Regions from separate parts of the Mus musculus genome. Here region 1 is linked to region 2. A link is a contact called in ENCODE Hi-C or POLR2A ChIA-PET data. All regions are on one chromosome and are shown on one strand. The core of a region is the stretch at or near the end of the contact, and the rest is flanking DNA. Distances in the headings are between cores, read along the strand shown.

Region 1 (3,130 bases), core at 108-2,607, 120 kb before region 2:
GAACTCGTAACAACCTTTGCCTTTGGTTGGTTTCTTGTTTGGAGTATCAGTTGAAACAGTTAATTCAATATTATCTGGATCGCCTCCTTCCTCTTCAATAGCCTACATTAGAAAGAGAAGTTAATATGCTACACAAACTATCTAAACTTATTTTATAAAAACTTAATGAAAATATATTACCAAACCTCCAGCCTCAAAACATTAGAATTGCCAGTTATTTTACAAACCGACTTCACAAACGAGTAATTATGCTACACAGAAAGGGGTGGAGGGTGTCATTGAGTATCGAAATGTCCTGGAACTTGAAATTCCACCCAGTCGATGGTTCCATGTCACATATACTGAACAAGAACCTAAATATGTTCTATTACAGAAAGTTTGTAGCTACTTAAATAAGGAAGAGTTTTCCTAACGTATTGCGTACACTTGTTCCCGTCTCCGATTCCAAGGCTTCACGCGAATAAACCTGAAAGCTTAACAGGACTGAGAACGTGGATGATTACGCTGATGCAATCAGAAATTAAGAATTAAAAATAAATCAGTTAAAAGCCTAGTGGGGAAAAAAAAAGATGAATCTTCCCTTCTCATCCACTCATCAACTCCCACTACGGATTTCTCTGAACAGGGGTGAAGAAACGGTTGGACACAATTAAACGGTAACTTCGGCCAAGTCAGCAAACTAACCATCGCCTCGGAGCCCGAGAGATGCACGCGCTGCGCACCGCCCGTAGGCCGGGGTACCCAGCGCCGCCCAGGGTCTGCAGCTCCACCCTCCGCAGGCCGCAGAGCCGATGGAGAGGGCGTCCCAGGGGAGGCAGGGGGCGCGACCGGCGGCGGCTCGCGAGGCCGCTGGAAGGCCAGGCTCCTCGCGGAGGCGCGGGCCCCGCGCGCCGGGCACGCACAGGCACCACCCGGTCCGCCCCGACCGCGGAAGCGTAGCACCTAAACGGCGCGGCCTACGCTGCCCTGCGCGCAGCGTCCGGGCCTCACCTGCTTCAGCCGGGAGACCAGTACCGTCTTGACCCCGTTGATGTCCAAGTTGCGGCGCTTCAGCTCGGACCTGAGGTCGATAACCCGCAGCTCCGTGATCTTCTTCCCTTCCGCCGGCCCAGAGGCGGCCGAGGCTACCACGGCCCCGGCAGCGGCAGCCATTTTGGGAAAGCAACGCGCTGCCGAGGCAGCTAGTGGGCTGCAGGGCGGCGGCGGCGGCGGAGGAGGAGGCAGCGGCGGTGGAGGCGGTGGCCGCGGCAGCACCAACTTCCAACCCGGGCCCCGGGCGGCCAGCGGCGCCGCGCTACGCTGCGCACAATGAGCCACTGACCACGCCCCCCCACGGGGACCACGCCCCCGACTCTGCTCCAGCGCAACCTGCAGCGGCACCCGGATGACGGGTGCGCGTGCGCACTGAGCAGGCATGGAGGGGGCGGAGCTCGCAGCGGACCGGTGGCTCGGCCTCTGGCGTGGTCCCGGGAAAGTCTCCGCGTGTCCAACCGCTCAGCTGTCCTCGGTACCACGGTTCCCGCCTCTCCATTAGCCTCCTTCTCCTCTCATCTCTTACCTAGAGCCATCGCCACTTGAGAGGCACCCCATAGTAGGGAGAGTAGGTGCGTCTCTTCACCGAAATGAGGGGGCGTGTGCGCCAGCCTTCCCGGAAGAAGTACGGAATCATCGTGGAAAGGTGGTCGGGGTATACTAGTGAACTTAGGTCGGCGGGTTCCGCCCCGGAACGCCCAGCGAAACCTGAGGCCGAGAGCCCAGGGGACAGTGTCACGCTGTGACCCCCTGAAGCTTAGCCCCTCTTTGCCTGAAAACTACCAGGCAAACGTCCTCTCCTCGTTTGCCTCAGCTTGCCCATCCCCTCCGACGGGCCTGATGGCTCAATGAAATTGTTCACAAAAGGAGAATAACTTAAAAGTATATGTTGCCCTGATCCTATACAGTATCCTCTGCCCTGCGCCGCCAGCATTTGGTATGTCAAGGACAGGGGCCACTTTATGGAGAAATAGCCCGCATAGTATCTCTTAGTAATTTTAATATTATTAATCATCACAGCGTAAATATCTATAGAATTAACACAAAGTTGGACAAAGTTAGGAAACACAGGGAACTGAATTAACATTTACTGGTGGGTGATGTTTTGTAAAGGCAAGGGTATGTTTTGTAGAGCGAGGTATAGAGCGGTGGGAGGGACTGCCTCATCCGGCTGATGCTGAGGCATCCCCACCCCAGGTACCATCCATAAGACTGGTCTAGTATAGAATAGAGTTTATTTGGGGGTATGGCAAGGGGAGCTGAGAAGGGAGTAGAGGCAGAGAAAGGGAGAAGACAGAAGAGAAGAGCCCGGCCAAGAACACGTGGAGGGGGGAGGGGAGAGGAAGAAAGGAGTCAAAGGGGGGGGGGGGACATTCCCATCCAGGCCTACCTGGCTGTTGCTAGGTAAGTGTTGGGCGGAGCCTAGAAGGAATGCTAAGGTGCTAACAAAGGTGGGGTTGAGGTTGTTTTGTTTTACATCTTTCTCCAGTTTCCTGGTTATAAAACTTAAATTGGACTGGGCAGTGGTGGGACATGCCTATCAGCACTAAGGGGAGAGAGGCTTGTGGATCTCTGAGATACACTACACTCCAGCCTGGTATCTGCAGAGTGACCCAGGACAGCCAGGGCTACACAGAGAAATCCTACCTTTATAAATAAATAAATAAATAAATAAATAAATGTGAGGTGTGCCTTACTTTGGGTTGCTACACACAGAGGAATCCTACCTTTATAAATAAATAAATAAATAAATAAATAAATAGTAAGGGTGAGGTGTGCCTTACTTTGGGTTGCTCTTTCTGAATCATTGGTTCAAATGGAGGAAAACTGGACGTTATAAAATCATACCTGGCAGTCAGTCAGTTCAGCATTTCTTTATGACTTTTAAGGAATTCTGGGATATAACAACCCCTTTAATTCTTCCCAGCTGCTAAAAGAGATTAAGTGACTTATAAAATATGGCTTACACATATGGCTTGTGTGTGCCAGTGCTGTGCTAATAATCTTAGATCTTCTGATTCCAAGTTCCACTCTCTTATACCACAAATTAGTTTGTCACACTCACCAAATTTTAGAATTCAAAAGATTCTTGATCTTC
Region 2 (3,269 bases), core at 91-2,590:
AAGTTCAGTTAGAGAATAGGTCTGAGTTGCCAAATTGGTGCTGAAATCATGAGTTTAAGAGGTCCTCCTGCCATTTCTGAGTTCAAGGCCAGCCTGGTCTACAGAGTGAGTTCCAGGACTGCCAGGGCTATACAAAGAAACCCTGTCTCAGGAAAAAAAAAAATCCTCCTGCCTTAGCCTCCCAAGTAACTGGAATTATTACAAGCATGTGCTAATAGTACAAACTGCAGAGCACATTTTCTTCCCCAATCCAAACCAAAGCTTCCCAAGAAAGAGAAAGCTATGCGTAACCTCTGTGATTGTAAGGATGATGGACCAAGAGTCAGCAGCCACAGAACTTTCATTTCCTTTAGCAGGTACTTGAGAGAACTTAATGGGATATAAATAGTTATTTCTGCTCCTTTGGTTTCCAATATCCATGTGTAATTTAGGTCGAGGGGTAGTACTGCCACCTTGTCTTTTCAGGTGGGAGTGTTGGACAACACTGGTTCTTCCTTTAGACTCAGATTGGAAATGTCAGATTTGGGCGAAGGGGGAGGGAGCATTTATTATTTCCCAATAGAAGGGACTTGAACAAGACTGATGGGGTAGCCTGATCTCAAGTCGTTCTGCTGGCACTGCACCATTTTCTGTGTTGTTACCTAGTCTTTTCCCCAGGGTAATATTCTGGTTTTGTTTTTTGTTTTTGTTTTTGTTTTCTGTCTTGTCTCTCACTGTTCACAACTTGGGATACTCATTATTTTTCTTTTGAAATCTTGTGCACATCACACCGTCATTTGACAAATAGTTTCTGAGTTCTACTGTATTGTGCTGGAAGTCACACAAATCACGTCTAGTTTGAATTATGACTCTGCTGGGGATCTGTTTTAGGAAGACCACATACAGTACACATCCGAGTCACAATCATCTTGTAGCCCTGAACGACCTGGAGACGATGGCTTCATTTGCCAGACCATTCCAATCCAAATTCCCAGGTAGACGTTTCCGGAAGAGGAAGTAAGGTCAGAAGTAGCATTTCCAGGAAGTTCTCTGGAACCCACTTCTACCTAACCCAGAACAAACTTTTAAAGACATATGTCCTTAGGTGATGGCTCCCCACTCCTACCCCTAAAATTAAGACAATCTTTTCCAGTAGGAGGAAAAATTATTTTATTTAATATCAGGGACTAGAATTTGAAAATAAGACTGTAGACAAGGAAACAACAAAGCCTGGTGGCCTCGCTGGTTGCTATGACAAGCAAATACAAGCCAGCCAATCAACGTGCAGAAAGGCCTTCCAGTCTAGCCAATGGGTTGCGCGCGCCCTGCGTGCGTCTACCCAATAGTGCGTCAGCGGCGCGGTATTTGAATCGCGGACCGGGCGGTGGACGCGGAGCGGCGGGGCCCTGACCCTCCCAACGGTGTCGCAGACCGGAGTGGCTGTGCCTCGTCCGCACTTGCCAGGGCGGCCCTCATGGCGCTGCTCCGACGCCCGACGGTGAGTGCGCCGGGGCTACGGTGCCCTGTCCTGCCGGGTAGCCCGGGAGGCTGCCGGAGAGGCCCTGGCAGAGCTAAAGCGGTCCAGAGGCCCGGCCTGGGGTCTTCATTCCTGTTACCACTCAGGGCTGTGCTGCGCTGGGGATGAGGACCGGGAGGAACCGGGAAGCCGCCCAGTGCCATTTCTCTACTTTTCACATTTTTCAGTTTGCTTCGTGTGAGCTTCCCATTCGCGTCTTCATACTGCCTTCCTGGCCAAGGTCATTAAAGTGTGGTTTTGTCCTCTTAAAAAAAAAAAAAAACAGAAATAACAAAATGAAAACAAATACCCACCTAAGTGCTGGGCGGTGGTGGTGCACGCCTTTAATCCCAGCACTTGGGAGGCAGAGGCAGGCGGATTTCTGAGTTCGAGGCCAGCCTGGTCTACAGAGTGAGTTCCAGGACAGCCAGGGCTATTCAAAGAAACCCTGTCTCGAAAAAAGCAAAAAACAAAAAACAAAAACACCCAAGTGTAAGAGGAAACGTACAAAACTTGGATCCTAGGATGGCAGACAGTTGGGCAAAAGGCCAAATTCCTTTAATTACCTTTTTGAGAATGAAAGTATTACTGACTTTTAGGCTTTAATTGTACTAGGGTCGGTCTACTTTAGTTGAAAACAAGAGGGCCCCCGACACAGCTGCTGCCATTGTCCTGGCTAGTTAAAAGCCTCCAATTCCTCTTCCCAGTGAATTCAGGGGTACCCCTCATTACCAGGCTTTAACTCATAAGAAATTGAACTTTCAAACTCATTTTGAATTTAGCCGTGGGAAGCTAGCAGTAAAGACCGAACAGCTTAGATTTGGGGATCAGAATCCTAAACAATGAGGAACATACAGTCAGGGTTCATGTCTTGTAGCTCTAACTGCCACTAACAAGTTAATTTTTGTCTAATTTGTTCTTTCAAATTATTTAACAGTTAAAGTCTTGTGTAGGGATGGGGTACAGTTTATCTGGTCTATCCTACACAGGTCATCTTAAAAAAAAACAAAAAAACCCCAACCTTTGGAGAGGTTTTTTTGTTTGTTTTGTAGGATTAGTTCCCCCCCTCCCCCAACACTCAGAAAGTTAAATATTTTTTTCTCATGGAATACTTGTTATTGTACCACACTGTAAACTTTGGGGTATGAATAGCAAGCCTTGTTTCTTAACTGTATTCAAGATGAAGGCAATTAATTTCAAGTAACACTATTTTTTTTTTTTTTCGTTTTCATTCAAGTCTGACTCTCCCAATACTTGAGAGGTAAAATGACTTCCCCATCCTGTTGTCATTGGGAATGTCCTTAATTTGAGTCTATGCTATAGGAAGCTGTTTCTGAAGGGCTTTCCTTGGAAGTGCTATTTCTTATTCTTTGGTTGGCGTTATAACCCAAGCTGGTGTGAAGTCTGAAACATGGAGTTTTAAACAGCTGGGCTATCATTAACTATTGGTATCAAAGCTCTTTATCATTGCAGCTATACTGTGTGAATGGAAGTTTCTAAGAGAACCGACAGGGATCTCTTAACAGCAGACGCAGGTTACTTATAAGAAGTAATCATTTAGGTGGGAGGCTTTGGTGTCGCTTGAAAACTGCTTGAATATGCAAAACAATTTATAAGATCAGTAAAAAGATCTTTGTTTTATTGGTAAGGCAGTGGGTGTTTGCCTAATGGAGAGTGATATTTCAAATAGCATTTTTAGATTTCTTTAAATGTACCTTTTCCCATAAAAAATAATTAAATTTAAAGACAAAAACCAAAACCTAACTCTGCAAGT

What was found. Hi-C counts contacts between places; a loop is a spot of excess contacts on that map. ChIA-PET counts read pairs that join two places held with the same protein, here RNA polymerase II (POLR2A).
Region 1: POLR2A ChIA-PET joins it to region 2 with 16 read pairs in embryonic stem cell. The contact joins the promoter of Sltm here to the promoter of Ccnb2 in region 2. A Hi-C loop is called at or near these places in 1 of 37 maps with a recorded cell type or tissue (v-Abl transformed pro-B cells). POLR2A ChIA-PET finds 5 or more read pairs at or near these places in 2 of 5 experiments (Patski and embryonic stem cell).

Annotation. Positions count from the first base shown.
Region 1 is chr9:70,540,942-70,544,071 of GRCm38, reverse strand. It overlaps Sltm (SAFB-like, transcription modulator), which reads right to left and starts at 1,357. Exons shown (of 21, transcript NM_025690.4): 1 at 991-1,357; 2 at 15-102. The coding sequence starts at 1,152.
Region 2 is chr9:70,419,625-70,422,893 of GRCm38, reverse strand. Ccnb2 (cyclin B2) reads left to right here and starts at 1,340. Exons shown (of 9, transcript NM_007630.2): 1 at 1,340-1,477. The coding sequence starts at 1,454.